Linked DNA regions of Homo sapiens: region 2 is linked to region 1. Evidence: chromatin loops called from intact Hi-C (ENCODE). Cell type or tissue: spleen. All regions are shown on one strand.

Region 1 (8,000 bases):
ACCTCCGCCTCCCGGGTTCAAGTGATTCTCCCACCTCAGCCTCCCGAGTAGCTGGGATTATGGGCACGCACCACCATGTCCAGCTAATTTTTGTATTTTTAGTAGAGACGGAGTTTCACCGTGTTGGCCACGCTGGTATCAATCTCTTGACCTCATGATCTGCCCGCCTCAGCCTCCCAAACTGCTGGGATTACAGGCGTGAGCTACCGCACCTTTCTCTTAAGTGTGTTAAACTCCAAATCGAACCTGGTAAGGTAGTAGGAGGACACCAACCCAGCAGATACGGAATTGAGTCCTCAAGACCAGGGAGTGGCGGGGACGAGTAGGCCAAGAGGATCCTCCCCAGGGACCCCTCGGGGGCCGAGCTGGCCACACAGGAGGGGCCGGACTGAGAGGACAGTTGTGACCTTCAGCATGCTGGCAGCCACCCTGCGCCCACAGAATGCAGACACTGCCAGCAGAAGGGGCTGGGGAGATATGAGAACATGTCTGTAGACTCTGAAAAAAACAAGAGTGCTGATGTTTAAACCATATGGCGGGGGCTGAGGACACAGGGACGCAGAGCTCAGCTCCTGGTCCTTCCCCGCCTCCAGTTCCCAGGTAGCATTTCTTCCCTTGTTTCTTTCTCTCGTGTTGATCACAGGAGAAAGTATTTTCAGTCCTCACCCCCCGTTTCCTCATTTTATACTCCTTTCCAGACGGTAGGATCTCTTCTTGCAAAATTATCCTCGCCTAATCCATGGAGACAGAAAGTGGATTAGTGGTTGCCGGGGGCTGGGGGAGGGAGCTGGGGACGGAGAGTGACTGCTAATGGGTGCCAGGTCTCTTTTCGGGGTGATGAAAATGTTCCAGAACTGGATAGGGGTGGTGGTGACGCAGCTCTGGGGATGTATATACAGATGCCGAATTGTATGCTTTAAAAGGATGGATGTGATGGTGCCAGTGATATCTCAATAAAGCTGTTATTTTAAAAATAGGCCTTGGCCGGGCGCAGTGGCTCACACCTGTAATCCCAGCGCTTTGAGAGGCCAAGGTGGGTGGATCACGAGGTCAGGAGATCAAGACCAGCCTGACCAACATGGTGAAACCCCATCTCTACTAAAAATACAAAAAATTAGCCAGGTATGGTGACGCATGCCTGTAATCCCAGCTACTCAGGAGGCTGAGGCAGGAGAATCGCTTGAACCTGGGAGGCGGAGTTTGCAGTGAGCTGAGATCCCGCCACTGCACTCCAGTCTAATGACAGAGAGAGACTCCGTCTCACACACACACACACACAAAATCAGCCTTGCCTGTTGTTACAGTCCTATTACAATTGCTGAGACTGCGTGTCTTCAGCCTCTGGGTGGGAACTCACGTGAAGTTACTCCAGTGGTTCTGTGAGTTGCCCTCAAAGCTTTAATTCACCCCTAGCTTTTGCCTGAACACTCGTACAAGTTGGCCAGTATGGAAGACCCCCTGGTGTCCCATCCAGAGTCCACGTGCTAAAAGCTGCATCTGGGGCAGACACAGGCCTTGGATTTCTTTTCTTTTTTTTAGACAGTCTCACTCTGTTGCCCAGGCTGGAGTGCAGTGGTGTGATCTGAGCTTACTGCAACCTCCAACTTCTGGGTTCCAGCGATTCTCCTGCCTCAGCCTCCCGAATAGCTGGGATTACAGGTACCCACTACCATGCCTGGCTAATTTTTGTAGTTTTAATAGAGACAGGGTTTCACCACGTTGGCCAGACTGGTCTTGAACTCCTGACCTCAGGTGATCTGCCCACCTTGGCCTCCCAAAGTGCTGGGATTACAGGCGTGAGCTACTGTGCCTGGCCAGGGCTTGGATTTCTAAGTTGTCAAATGGGTTTATAAAAATCCTGTAGCAGGGCCAGGCGCGGTGGCTCACACCTGTAATCCCAGCACTTTGGGAGGCCGAGGCAGGCAGATCACAAGGTCAGGAGATTGAGACCATCCTGGCTAACACGGTGAAACCCCGTCTCTACTAAAAATACAAAAAATTAGCCGGGTGTGGTGGGCGCCTGTAGTCCCAGCTACTCAGGAGGCTGAGGCAGGAGAATGGTGTGAACCCAGGAGGTGGAGCTTACAGTGAGCCGAGATGGAGATCGCACCACTGCATTCCAGCCTGGGAGACGGGGTGAGACTCCGTCTCAAAAAAAAAAAAAAAAAAAAAAAAAAAAAAAAAAAAAAAACTCCAGTAGCAGAAAAACTGAAATGTGACTTGAGCCCCAGTCAAAGGGAGATAGGGAGACAGTGAAGACCCTGCTCTTTCTGAATCCTTAGAGCCCACCAGACCCTCTAAAAGGAATAATACAAAGACCCTCCTTTCACCAGATCAGCCGCAGGAAATGGCAGAACTCCCAGAATTGGGCCTCTGGTCCAAGGAGCGCAAGGGTGGAGCATGGAGAGGCCCATCAGGCATGGGAGGTCCTGGCAGAGGGGACTGGGAGGTCTGCATCGGCCTTGCTATGCCCTTTCTTGTTCTTGCAACTTCCTAATTTCAAACGTTTAATGAATTTGAAAAACAAGAAGATAACCCAGGCTGAGTTTGACACTGGAACCCCTTCACCCAGCCTGGACACAAGGTGTCCCCATCCTCCCGGGGACCAGCTCGGCGTCTCCTAGGATGGCTCTGCAGAGAGCATTGCAGAGTCATAGGACAGAAAATAAAAACAGGTCAGTGCTGGGTGAAAAAAGTTTTCTCTGAGCTGGACTCCTAGACTACACTGGCTAAGCACCCATGGGCATCTCAGCACCAGCTGGACTAATGTGAGGCCTCCTGCTGAGGTCCCAAGCCCCGCTTCAGAGAACAAGCCCCGCTTCAGAGAAAGGTGACCTTCGGGTGGCCTGTAGGATGACACTCAGGTGACCTCCACCTTCCTCCTGCCACAGCGGTCAGAAGAAGGCAGCCCTGGGAGGACCCCTCCGCCCAGGAGAGGGAAGATGCAGGCCGCACTGCAGAGACAGGCGGCTTGGAGGCTCCCCTCTGCCCCCAGCCCTCTCCAAGGAGCTGCCAGGCGTCAAGCTACTGCACAGGTCCCAGGGAAAGCCTCGACCCCTTCCTCTCCCATGAGCAGTAGTCGAAGAGGCTGCACGGAGGTCCCGGCCTCCGTGAGGGCGGTGGGTTGGAGAGGGCGCCTGGGGCCTCAGGACCCTGCTCCCTCCCGGGATTGTGGGTTTCCTGCCCCAAGGGTTTCGCGGCGTGGGCATGAGCGCTGGCATCTGCGCGCCCTGAGGTTCGGCCGCTGCGTGGCCTTCTCCGGGAGGTGGGGGGAATCCGAAGAGGTCCCACCCCAGGTTCGGTTCCCGGCTTCCTGGTCTTTGTTTACCAGGCTCCGAGGAGGACCTGCCTCTCTCCTCCCGCAGCCCTGGGCCCCCCACTCGACAGTTTCACATCCAGGGAGGGACAAAGGGGGACGCGGCCGGATTAGCTTTCGCAGCGCGCGGTGCGTTCCCGGGGTGCAGCTGCTTCGGGGCCCCTGCCAAGGCTCCGGCTTCTGCAGGCGGGACTCGGGCTCGGGCCACCACCGCGAGCACTTTCCTGGCCAGCTCCGTTCCCGCCCCATCGGGCCGGGCCGGGCCGAGCTGAGCGGGGCGCGGAGACCGCGGCGGACGGTGGGGAGAGCGCGCGCGCGTCCATCCGATTTCAGGCCTTTGTTGCCGGAGCCTCGTGCCGATGGGTTAATGGGGCAGAAGAGATCGGTGAAGGGCGACAGAAGCGGCCTTTGAAAGAGGGTGTCAGCGCGGGGCAGCGAGACAAAGGCCAAAACACACACGGGCGGAGAGGGACAGATGGGGACGGGCGAGGGAAAACAATTAGGCCGCAAGTGCGGGGGCGGGGCGCGGCTCCATCGTTTTCCAGTTAACCAGGCCTGGCCGGCGCGGGCCCCACGCCCCAGGCTGGAGCGGTGCCGAAGCGCAGAGCAGACCGGCTTCTGCTGCGTGCGCGAGTCCTGCACCCCGGCCTGCACCCCGCCCTGACCCCTCCACTCCGTGCAGGGGGTGGGGGCAGAAGGGGGCAGGGGAGAGGGAGGGAGGGATGGATGGATGGATGGATGAGTGAGTGAATGAATGAATGAATGAATGAATGAATCCCCCTGCCCGTAAATAACAGAAGAGCTGCGTCCCGGTGCCGGGGGTTGGAGCGGAAGGAGGGGCAGGGGAGAGGGAGGGAGGGATGGATGGATGAGTGAGTGAGTGAGTGAGTGAGTGAGTGAATGAGTGAATGAATGAATGAATGAATGGATGAATCCCCCTGCCCATAAATAACAGAAGAGCTGCGTCCCGGTGCCCGGGGTTGGAGCGGAAGGAGGGGCAGGGGAGAGGGAGGGGTGGATGGATGGATGAGTGAGTGAGTGAGTGAGTGAATGAATGGATGAATGAATGAATCCCCCTGCCCGTAAATAACAGAAGAGCTGCGTCCCGGTGCCCGGGGTGGGGGCAGAAGGAGGGGCAGGGGAGAGGGAGGGATGGATGAGTGAATGAGTGAATGAATGAATGAATGGATGGATGAATGAATGAATCCCCTTGACAGTAAATTACAGAAGAGCTGCGTCCCGGTGCCTGGAGTGGCGGCAGAAGGAGGGGCAGGGGAGAGGGAGGGAGGGAGGGAGGGATGGATGAGTGAGTGAGTGAATGAGTGAATGAATGGGTGAATGAATGAATGAATCCCCCTGCCCGTAAATAACAAGAGCTGCGTCCTGGCGGCTGACCGTAGCCACCCCGTGTCTCCCTGCGGGATGACCTGAGAGCGTTTCCTGGAAGCCGCGCAGCCCCTCTCCCGGCCTCCACCATCGGGGCCGCTCACCCTCTGGGGACTCTGGCCCCGGGACCCCGGGATCCAGGCCCGGTGCGCGCGGCTCCGGCCCCGAGCGCGCTGTCCAGGCTGGATCCCCACCAGGCGGCGCTGCGCCCCTCCGAGCCCGCCCGGCCGCGCTCTGCAAACCGATGCTGTTTAATTAACGTGCAAATTGAGTAGATTAAATGACTCTAAATAATTAGCCACAGATCCTACAAACAGGATAACAGATTTAATTAAGCAGCGATATAGATTTTGGAAACTGTTAATGTATTTTTAGAATGGCAGCTCAGATCCTTCACTTTTCCCCCCTAACTTCAAACATGTAACTACGGCCCTCCGAACGTGGATAAATATCTGGAAACAAGATTACGCCTGTTAACTTCAACTAATAGAAATGTGGGTTTAACAGGAACTTGCACGGCTCCGGCGCCGGCGCCGCTGCAGCCCGCGTGGCCCGGGCCGGGCCGGTTCTGTTTGGCTTTGTTGTTCTTGGTGCGCGCGGTCTGGCGCCTGGGCCCTGGGCAGAGAGGGTCAGAACATACAGGAGGAAGGGGAAGGGAGAAGGTGAGTGAAAAATACAATCCAATTTCATTATATCAATCACATTTAATTGGCAATTTGTACGAGCAATGACCGGGCTGGCTTTAGGTAAAACTATTAGACGACAGGCGGATGTGCTACTAAAACTCTTGGTTAGTTAATTAGTGTCTGAACTGCGGAGGGAAAGGATCCTAGATTTACTCTCTACAAAGAGAGAGCAGCCCAGACAATTCATTAGGCAGGCGGCTTGTAAATTAGAGCTAAGTTAACCTGATTTCCCTTAATTAAAACATCTTTTCTCGTTTACGATGTGGATATAAGTAGATCTCCAGGGTTTTGAATTTTCTGCAACAGCAGATGGTCAGCTAGAAGCAGATAATAGTTAACGCTTTCTCTCTACCAGATCTGAACAACGTGAGCCGCCGGCCCATCTGAGGATTAAAAGGAGCCATAACAAAGAGTGTTAACCCTTCGCAGTCTTCCAGCTCCCCAGACTCCAAGGGCGGAGCTGCCCCTGGCCTGGGGGCACCAATAGGGCACCGGTGACCAGGACTGCAGATCCCCTGGACCTCTGAGGCAGAGGGAGAGGGGCCTGGGGTGTCGGGGAAAGTGTCCACGGGCTGTCCTCCGGCGAAGGGGGATGTTGGGAGGAGGGACGCTGACTGCTGCCTGGTGGGCTGGCACAATGAGGTGGCCGCCCCAGACTTCCACAGATGGGGCTCTCAGTGCCTGGCCACTGCCTGTCCCGCCAGCCCTCTGCTTGTCACAGCCTGAGCGACTTTTCCTGTGCCCTCCGGCCTCCAGCCCTAGCCCTGGTGCTGGGGCCCAGCCTGGGGGCGAATGGCTGGCCTGGGCCCAACGGACCTTCACACCTTCTCACACTGTGGGCTGGCACCACCATATAGCTGCTCCCTGGATTCTGGTACCCTCCGAGAGGTGTGGGGAGGAGACCCTGCAGCTGTGGGGACCGTCAGTGGGGTCCTCAGCTGTCTGCTGGTCTAGGTTTCTTCCCTAGTGCAAGAGGACTGGAGGCCTAGGGCCTAGGAGCTTTTAGGCCAACCTCCCCAACAAAGTCAGGCAGGGCCTGGGAAGGGCTAGCGGAGGCTCAGAACATCCCCCTGAACCACCTTCACGGGCTCCCACTGAGACCCAGGCCGGTGTCCATGGCCACAGACTTCAGAGGAGCTAGCGCGAAGGCCAGCTCCGCTTAAAACAACAGAGGAAGGCCCCCCGCCGGGCAGCCCCTTCTCCTCCTGGCCACATTCTGCCACTGGACCCCAGCTGAGTAGCTGGGAGGCTCCGGTCCCTCTGAGCTGGCAAGGCCCCACCGCAAACACAAAGCCGGCCACATCCCTCAGGCCCCTGCCTGCCTCCCCGCCCTGGGAGACCTGTACCCCCACCTCAGCCTGGGTCCGTGGGACCCGCTTTGGCCTGCACCCCACCTGGAGGCCTGGGGCTACCATCTTGGTGGCGTGGGTGAAAGAAGCCACCTGGATCCCGGCCGGGGAACTTGGCCCAAGGGGACTTGGGCTCTGGCCGTCTAGTGGGGAGGCGAGGCGGTTACAAATGGCTCACAGGAGGGTAACGCGGCGCAGATTGAGTTTATAAAATACAAGGCAAACACTGGAGCTAAAATTTTATTGTTGATAAAATATTAACCTCCTTATTACTTTCATCGCACTTTCAAATAAAGCACAGCAAATTAGAAGCAGCCTCTGAAACAAATCCATGGGTGATTAAATCAGGGGATGAGTTAGGAGAAGGGGAAAGTTGAGAAAGAGGAAGATGGAGACTGGGGCGAGGGAGGGGAGGGAAGTGGCAGGCGTGGGGAGGCAGCCTGGGGTGGAAATGGGAGAGGGGCCCTTCCTGGCCTGCCCCGGGAGAGAAGGCTGCAGCAACTCCCGGAGGAGTGGAAAGGCGAGCGGTGGGAAGTGCAGGAGAGAGAGAACTCTGCAGGAGGGAGCTCTGGGGAGTGCAGGGGCGTGAAACAAGGAATCAGTCGGGAGCAAGACGTCTTCAGAAACGGGGGTGTGTGGGGGGCGTAATAAAAAAGCTTTCTCTTGTCTCTTTGTATTGGGTGACATGTTGGAGGTTTTTTTGTGCCTGAAAAAAGTTATAAAATTTGGATTAAAATCTTCAGGCCTATGGGTTGCCTCCTGCCCCTCAATGAAGAATTCTAAAACTGTTTTTACCAGCAGAGAAATGAAGCTGATTTCCAATTCAAATCTCCCGTCTCCCTCTCCCTCTCAGCACTCTGAAGGTGTTGCAGAAATGAAATGGGGGTTATCTGAAGATTTGGTTACATTTTCTCTCTCATTGTGTTAAATTACTAAATTGAAGTTTTATAATAAGGAATAAGTCAAATTGCAAACCCCCATCAAATGGAGCTGTGATTAACAGAAAATGCAGGCAGCGAAAATGCAAATGGCTCCGCACAAAGAGCTTCTCACAAATTGGCGTCACCATTTCTCAAATTATATCATTACTATATTTTGAAAATGTTAATCTGTTGAGCGGATTTCCCGGGGGAGTAGAGTAAATTAGTTCCATTTCCGAACTGCCTCTCTGCTCTGGCACCGAGTCGACAAGCACCTCCGATTTCCTGATTACAATTAGACTCCTGATTTGGGCTCCTTCAAGCATTGATAATTTTCGGCATA
Region 2 (8,000 bases), 240 kb after region 1:
GTGGGGACCCAGGTGCCACACCCGGAGGGGTGGGGCAGGCTTATGAGGGGTTGACTCCTTCCACCAGTGGATTCAACCCTGAACGTCACCTGACCAAGGCTGCTGGGCCAAGCTGGAACAGAATCGGATCCTTGAGTCTGGGAGGCGGAGGCGGTTCGGGAATGCAGAGGGCGTGAGAGAGAACCAAGGGAGGTGTCCTGGCCGAGTGGTGTTTCCCGCGGGACTTCTCAGAGCCTTCATCACCTGATACGCACCTCCACTCTTCCAGGGAGAGGACACACTGCACAGTGGTTCCCAAACTGACTTGCCCACAGGACCCCTGTGGACGGTTGTGGGGCACCACGTCAGCCCCCCTGCAGAGCGTGGAAGGGACGTTGCCCTCCCCACCCCCAAGGCTGCCATCAACCAATGCCATCCCTACTGCCCCCGGCAGGACAGGGAGCTGGAAGCTGTGACACCCCATTTTAAGGGGCCACCCATTAATTAATTAGGCTCCATGAATAATGCATGCCACCTTGGGTATATTAATAGCATATTTATATGGTGTGCTATGGGGAGTATACATTCTCGTCTGAACACCTCACAAATAATTCACGACACCGCTCCTTCCCCAGCCTCCAGGAGATCCTGGCCGGTGCTGCGGCTGGGGCTGGTGGGCTGCTTCCCACAGCCAAATTTTACATTTCATTATAAATGGCTTTGCTAGGCATGTCGGTAACTCGTGCATTTCCATCCACTTTATTATTAATGGCTTTGCTGAACTGTAGCAGCCCAACGCCGCGCACAGTGCGTTATAAATATTTGATCCGGCATCTATGGTCTGCCATTTATCATTTATAACGGGTTACAAAAACATTATAAAACATTTACTGCACATTTATAGATCATTTTCGACTACCACCAAAATGTGTTATAAATACATTATTAATCCTCTCCACGCCATTTATAGGAATCCCTTGTAACGGGGTCCAGACCCACCCCGCCCTCCCCCCCCCCCCCACCTTCAAGGAGCACAGAGTTTGCAAGGGGGCTGACAGGTGTCGCCGGGTGGCGGGACCGGGGCAGAGAAGCCAGCCTGCCTCTGATTGCTGTGTGTCCTTGGCCAGATCATGGCACCTCTCTGTTCAGAGGAGAAAGAGAACAGTGCAGATGCCTGGCCCTCAGCACCTACTGTGTGTCACACAGGTTGTTCACTGCCCCCAAGTCTCAGGCAGTTTTTTGTTTTTTATTTTTTTGAGACGGAGTCTCACTCTGTCGCTGAGGCTGGAGTGCAGTGGCGTGATCTTGGCTCATCGCAACCTCTGCCTCCCGGGTTTCAAAGGATTCTCCTGCCTCAGCCTCCCAAGTAGCTGGGATTATAGGCATGCACCACCACACCCAGCTGATTTTTGTATTTTTAGTAGAGACGGGGTTTCACTATGTTGGCCAGGCTGGTCTCAAACTCCTGACCTCAGCTGATCCACCCGCCTCGGTCTCCCAAAGTGCTGGGATTACAGGTGTGAGCCACCGCACCCAGCCTTGTTTTTATTTTCTGAGATGAAGTCTTGCTCTCACCCAGGCTGAAGCGCAGTGGTGCTATCTCAGTGATCTCGGCTCACTGCAGCCTCCGCCTCTCGGGTTCAAGTGATTCTCCCACCTCAGCATCCGAGTAGCTGGGATTACAGGCGCGCACCACCATGCCCAGTGCATTTTTAGTAGAGACGGGGTTTTGCCATGTTGGCCAGGCTGGTCTCGAACTCCTGACTTCAGCTGATCTGCCCACCTCGGCCTCCCAAAGTGCTGGGATTACAGGCGTGAGCCACCGCACCCGGCCTCAGGCATTACCTTGATGCCCACTTCACAGGTGAGGAATCAAGCTCAGAAAAGGGCAGCGATTTGTCCAAGGCCAGTGGGGAGCAGGCGTTAGAACCCTGGGGTCGGTCCTGCCTCGTGTCACCCACCTGCCCAGGCCTGCAGCCACAGGCTATGGCCCCCGCTGACAGGACTCTGGATGGGGCCCCCGGGGTCCTGGCTGGAATGCTGACTAGGGATGAAGGAGGCCTAAAGGGTGTTTGGGATCCAGCAGCCCCTCCACCGTATCCCAGCTCTGGAGGCCCCTGGGCCCTGTGTCCCCAAGGACTCTATGTTCCCCGGAGCTGGGGCGCCAGCAGTAGCCTGGTGTGCAGAGCACTGTGGTCAGCACCGCCCTCACCAGGCCCCTGCGTTTTCCATCTTAGGGAGGGCGCATGGCTGCCTCCTGGCTCCCTCCCCTCCCAGGGCCCGTCTCCCTACTATAGGATGAGTGCCCGAGGAGCCCTCTGTGTGTCAGGCCTGTCCCCTGTGCCCCCCGAGGCTTGCAGGCTCCTACAGGCCTGGCTTCACAGCAGGAGGACACCAGTGGGAAAAGAGGGCGCCGGACCCTTCCCTCCGCCTGCCCTGCTGGTGGTCAGCCAGAGCCCTGTGCCCCGCTACAAGTGGATGGGCCCAACTCCTCCCCACCGCTCAAGACCCAGCCCGCCATGCCACCTTCCCTCAACAGCCCTTCCTAACTTCCACAGAGAGGGTGCCCACCACACCCTGGCGGAGGCCTACTGGGGTCCAACCCTGAGTCCCCCGTGAGCCCAGCAGGGCCCGCCATGGGGTGTCCTTTTGGGCCTGGCCCAGTGAGGGGGTTTGGAAAGAACTGGGACGTCCAGTTCTGCCTGCCCATGCTCAGCTTCCTACAGGCCACTTCCCAGGACAGAGGGGCTGCTGTCCCCAGAGGAGGCTTCAGCCATACCCTTCTCTTCAGAAGCACCTGGAATGACCCCAACCGCTGGCTGGGCCTGGGCCTAATTGGGTCAGGGGTCTGGGTTGCTCTGAGGAAGGGAGCTGGGGGAGGCCCAGGCCCCCCAAGCAGCTCCTGCCCTGCACCCTACCTGCCACATGACCTCGGGCCACTGTCTGGGCTTCCCGGGGTGAATGGGGGAGACACCTCATGGGGAGACCTGCACTCCTGCTGCCGAGGGCGCTCAGGCCCCAGGTGCCCACACTCAGCCTGTGGCTGCCACCGTCTGGCCTGTTTGAAGGTCAGGGTCCATCCCCAGCCAGAGCTGAAAATGAAACCCAGAAGCACTTGTTTTGAGACTGAAGCAGCAAGTGAGCTTGTCACTATGGCATCCCCCGGCCCCGCCCCGTCCCCGCCTGGAGAAGGCAGCCCGGGACTGCCGGGAACCACTGGGAGGGGCTGGGACCCTGCCTGGCCTGGCTCAGACATACTCCTGGGCCTCCCTCCACTCCTGAAAGGAAGGGAACTGTGGAGTCTGGGCTGGACCCTCTGAGTCCTGGGCTCTAGTGGTCACCCTGGGCGAGGGGCTCACAGCCACAGCCACACAGGAAGGTGCTGATCCCAGATCCTCCACTGTTCCAGAACAGACGGCCCGGGACCTGCCAGCAGCCACCCAGTGGCACAGGGGTCCTGCTGGGTGCCCCACACGGCTGGTTCCCAGGGTCCCTGGGCCCAGTGGCCGTGGTGAGGAACTTGGGGAGCCGGAGGGAGGGAGAGGCCAGGCGTGGATCGTGGCCTGACCCAGGGCTCCCTGGTCCATTTCGCAGCCCCCTGTCCAACCTGGGGTCGGCACCGTCATTCCAACACCCACACTTCTGCTCACACCGGCCCCTGCCAGGTGCCCGCCGCAGGCACAGATTCCAGTCTACCCATTTCTCTGTCCAGGCGCAGTCAAGTTTCCCTCTCAGGCGTCTTCCCCATCTTTCCCAGCACAGATCGCAGAGGCCTCTCACCTCTGGGACACAGAACCTGGGGTCCACCCCGGCAGCCAAGGCCAGACATGCCCCCTGGGGCTCCCCTTATGGTGGGGACAGGCCTGGGACACCCTCTAGAGGTTATGGAAGCCCTTGGCCAGGTAGAGGCTAAGTTTGCCCCACGGGTGCCACAATTGTCAGCCCTAAGGCCCTGGGCCAGGCAGAGACTGTTTGCCCCACGGGTGTCGTAATTGTGAGCCACCAAGGCCCCGGGCCCTGGGATCATCACCCTGGGGTGGGTGGGTGGGGTCTCAGGCACGCCTGGCACATCCTGGCCCCAATTGGCACACACACCAGAGCCGATACCCCTCACCTGAGCCCTTGCCACCCGCCAGGCCAGCTACTTCCCCCGGATGCCTCTGCTTAGCTTAACCTCTGCTGCCTCCTGGGCGGGAGTGAACACAGGCCCAGGCAGCAAGAGGCCCAGAGGGTCCCAGGCCCCAGGATCAGGGCCCTGCCCTCAGCACCCTCCCCATCCTCCTTCCCCATGCCTGGTCCACGACCCCAGCCAACGTCCTGGGGCTCTACCTGTCACAGGCTGCTCTGAGCCAGATACACGCACCCCCATGAAGGGCCCAGGCTTGCACCCAGCTGGGACACACGGACTGGCCTCCGGGCCTGGCAGCAGTGTCCTTCCCTTTCCCTGTCCTCAACCCAGGCACTGGATTCTGGGCCCACAGAGCTCGGACCTCCCTCCCTCCCTGATCAGACCCTGAGGCGGGCAGGCCTCGGCTGGAAGGACCCCCACCCCGCAGCCTGGCTGGAGTGATGTCAGGAGAGCAGAGGACCAGAGGCTGGCGAGGCTGCAGCAGGCTCCGGACTGTGGGGTGTGGAAAGCCAACCTGGAGGAGGTTCCCCAGGAGCCCACAGAGGGTGTAACATCGGGTAAGGGTGGCTCCTGGCTGGAGGGGACGCGGCGACACAGCTGGGGTGTTGCACCTGGGGAGAAGGGTCGGGATCCCGAAGGTGTGGACTGGCAAAGGCCCCACATCCAGGCCCGGGAGAGGCAGCCTGGCCCTCAGGAGGCTGGGGTTTGGGTGTGGGGCATACAGCAGGCACTGGGGCCGGAGGGCTTGGTGGGCCCGTGCTCACTCGGTCTCAGATGAGATCGGGTCATGTCCCCGCCAAGCCCTAGCACGCTTCTGTCCTCTAAGACTCGGATGGACACGGGCCCTGACGTTGATCCCTGAGCCGGCACAGCCTGCACACACCCACCCCGTATGAGGATGCCTCCCTGCATCCACGCCCCACCCCTGGGGGCTGGGGAGGCATCCACATCCCTGCCCTGCATCTGCTGAGCCTCCAGGGCCCTTTCCCACTGCACAAACCTTGGGCCCTGCTTCCACTCAGCCCAGCCCCACCCTGGGGCAGCCCATGGCTCCAGGGCCCCAGGGCTCAAATCTCGGCCCTGCCCCTTATCCGCGCAGAGGTAGGAGAGCCAACCACAGAGCAGGAAGGGCCTCACCCCACACCCCGGCCTGTTAGGCCTCCTCACTGCTGTCCCTGTCCCTAACCCTAACACACATTCAGACCCAGGGCAGAGGTGCCCGCACCAAGGGCCTGAAGGCAACGCACTAAGGGCAAGGGTGGGGGAGGGCGGCCGCGCACAGCTGGGATGGAGGCGGCTCAGCGGCCCATGGGCCTCCAAGTCACTCCCAGAGCAGCCTCCCAGTCCCCCGGAGCCACAGGAGCCAGCTGTGGACAGGCACGCCTGGTGACAGACCCGGCACTGGCTCACCCCACCCGGGACCTGGTCCCCGGCCCTGTGCAGCCTGGAAGAATCCGAGGGTGGGCAGGCGGGTGCAGGAGTGCCCAGGGGCCCGGGCAGGTGGTGCAGGTGTGCAGGCCAGGGGCTGGGCTGGGAGGCTGTGGGCCTGGAGCCCAGCTGCCCCCTTGCTGGGTGCTGTTGCGGGGCATCCCCCAAGGCCACAGCATCACTAGAACCTTGAGGCCTCGCGCCACCTGGGCTTGCAGGAGGGCCTGGGTCAGCTTCTTAGCCACAGCGGCTGGGGTGGAGGGCAGCCGGGGCCTGGCTGACCTGGGAGCACTCATGGGGAACCGGGAGAGCACGGGTCCCATCTGTGTGCTGGAAAGACCCCGGTGCAGCGAGGACAGAGGGGTGGGCGGCTCTAACCCCAACCTGGCTGGGAGGGAGGAGAGTGCACTGCGGGCCAGCAAACAGGGCCCCATGCCAAGCTCCGCCCCGCATGCACTAGGACCCTCCCAGACCCTCCCCTGGGAGCTGGTGCCTGCAAAGGCAGGACGAGCAGCACCACCGGCTACTCGGACTCTTCTGGAATGGGACCCCAACTCAGCTCCCACAGAGGGACGCCCACAGTTGAGGCTCTCAGGGCCTTGTTGATCCTTTTAGTGCAGGAGAGAGAGACCAGTCAGCTGGGCCAGTCCCCCACGCAGCCTGACAAGGCCGGACTCACTCAACAGAGGCCGACCCCGTGGGCAGAGGACTTGAGGCCCGGCAGGGCCCAGGGCCGGCACTCGACAGGGAGACCATGACGTGGGGCGGGGGCGGCCAAGTGGGCAGCATCCCCCGACCCTCAACACCTGCGGGAACTGCTGGCCCAAGGGAGAGCCCAGCCTGGCCCTGGTCTCCACCACCCCGGACCCTGCTCAACTCCCTGCACTGTGGGGCTGGGAAGCCAAGGCCAGGGTCCTTGAGGCTCTCACTGGCCAGAGGGCGACATGGGACACCAGAGAGCACACAGACAGTTCAGGTCGTTTCATTCAAAACCAGCCCAGGCCATGCCCGGGGGGATCCGCCGCTCCGCGGCAGGGCTGTGGCCCAGAAGGTGAATGAGGGCTTGCTGGACGGCCCCTGATGCCAGCGGCCGGCCCGGAGCCACCCCAGGGCTCGGAGTATTGCTCCTGGGCCTGCCTGGCCTCAGGGCTCGGCGCCCTCACCTCCTCGGACAGACCAGCAACGCCCACGCTTCCTGGGCTTTGCCTCGAGGATCCCCGGGGACGGGACGGGCCGGGGCTTGGAGGGGGGTCGGCTGCCACAGGCTCACATCACGGCCTCCATATGCAGGATCCTCAGGGCCTCGGAGATCTGCGCGCTGGGGTCCATCTGGCCGTACATGCCCACCAGGAAGGCCCGGTGGAGCAGCACAGCCGCGTGCTCTGTGGGGGAAACGGGGCCCTGCACGTCACGCTGGCCACAACATCCTGGCCGCAGTGACCAGACCTCGGGACTCCCAAGAGCCAGCCCTCGGGGGACGCACCTCCGGCCTCCCCGAGGGCTGCCAGGGCCCTGGGCGGGGGGCCAGTCCTCACCTTGGCACAGGAGAGCGTACTCAGGCAGGTTCCGGAGGGCCGTCTGCACCACCTCAAAGTCCTGGCTGCCCAGGCAGTACATGAACGTGGGCAGGAAAGCGGCTGCAATGCTGAAAGACCCACACACTTCAGTGGGAACCTCCACCCTGTGCCCACGCCAGACCCCCACCCGACAGGGCGAGCTGAGCCGCCTGGAAGCCTGGTCTGGCCACCAGGCGGGTCAAGCGGTGACCTGGGTTAGCAGGGCCCAGCGGTGGCGGCGGGACAGAGGCCGGCGGTGGCCTCACCTGGGGCTGTTCTGCATGGAGCGCAGGGCCAGGCTGAAGGCGAGGTTGCGGCAACACTCCTCGGCCGAGCTCATCAGCCGCTGCAGGTTGGTCTGACCGGGGGAAAGGTGGGAGGTGTGTGACCAAGGGGTCCAGCCCCCATCAAGGCCCCTTCACCTCTTGGTCTCGTGATGGTTGGCGGCAACGGCAGGGACCCTAGGCCCCTATCCAGAAGGCAGGACGCACGTGCCACTGGCCGGTCCCAGCCCGGGGCTGAAGGCAGGCCTGCTCTGGCGGCGGCTTGACTGTGAACACCTGGGCTGGGGCCCCCACCCGAAGCCCAGCCTCAGAGGACTCCCTGGGGCTCAGCGCGGGCACGCCATGTTGGGGTGGTGGCCCTGCTGGGGTTCCCCAAGGGAGTGGCTCCTCCCAGCTCTCCCTCAGCCCCATCCAGCTCACCGAGAAGAAGCTCAGGATCTCGGGTCTCCGCCGGGACATCTCGTCTATGTCACTCAGAACCTCCAGCAGATCTGACACAGAGAGAGGGCCAGACCAGAACTGAAGGGCCCAGGCAGACCTCTGCCCACCCCACCCCAGCCACCCAGAGGGGGCAAGGCCCCGAGCACCACAGGACAGAAAGCACTGGAAAGCATGAGCCCAGTG

Evidence for each region. Peaks named below come from ENCODE experiments on the same cell type or tissue, not always from the same donor. Only the 100,000 strongest peaks of a DNase experiment are listed, where the experiment ranks them.
Region 2: a loop joins it to region 1, with 4 times the contacts of the local background. A loop is called at or near these places in 60 of 110 quality-filtered maps.

Annotation. Positions count from the first base shown.
Region 1 is chr7:1,220,781-1,228,780 of GRCh38, forward strand. No RefSeq gene overlaps it. Among named protein-coding and RNA genes, the nearest start is that of UNCX, 8.1 kb to the right of the region's middle. RefSeq lists a silencer at 2,393-2,687 and an enhancer at 4,738-5,902. In spleen, CTCF peaks have their summits at 4,865 (motif pointing right) and 5,069; no DNase peak of the experiment used is centred here; H3K4me3 peaks cover 580 bases; H3K27me3 peaks cover 8,000 bases.
Region 2 is chr7:1,463,775-1,471,774 of GRCh38, forward strand. INTS1 (integrator complex subunit 1) reads right to left here. Exons shown (of 48, transcript NM_001080453.3): 45 at 7,797-7,867; 46 at 7,359-7,450; 47 at 7,072-7,181; 48 at 6,503-6,918. The coding sequence ends at 6,803. MICALL2-DT (MICALL2 divergent transcript) reads left to right here. Exons shown (of 2, transcript XR_001745046.2): 2 at 68-812. Among named protein-coding and RNA genes, the nearest start is that of MICALL2-DT, 7.9 kb to the left of the region's middle. RefSeq lists enhancers at 1,881-2,576, 2,577-3,272, 6,057-6,752. In spleen, CTCF peaks have their summits at 3,136 and 3,335; a DNase peak (open chromatin) is centred at 3,150; H3K27ac peaks cover 2,105 bases.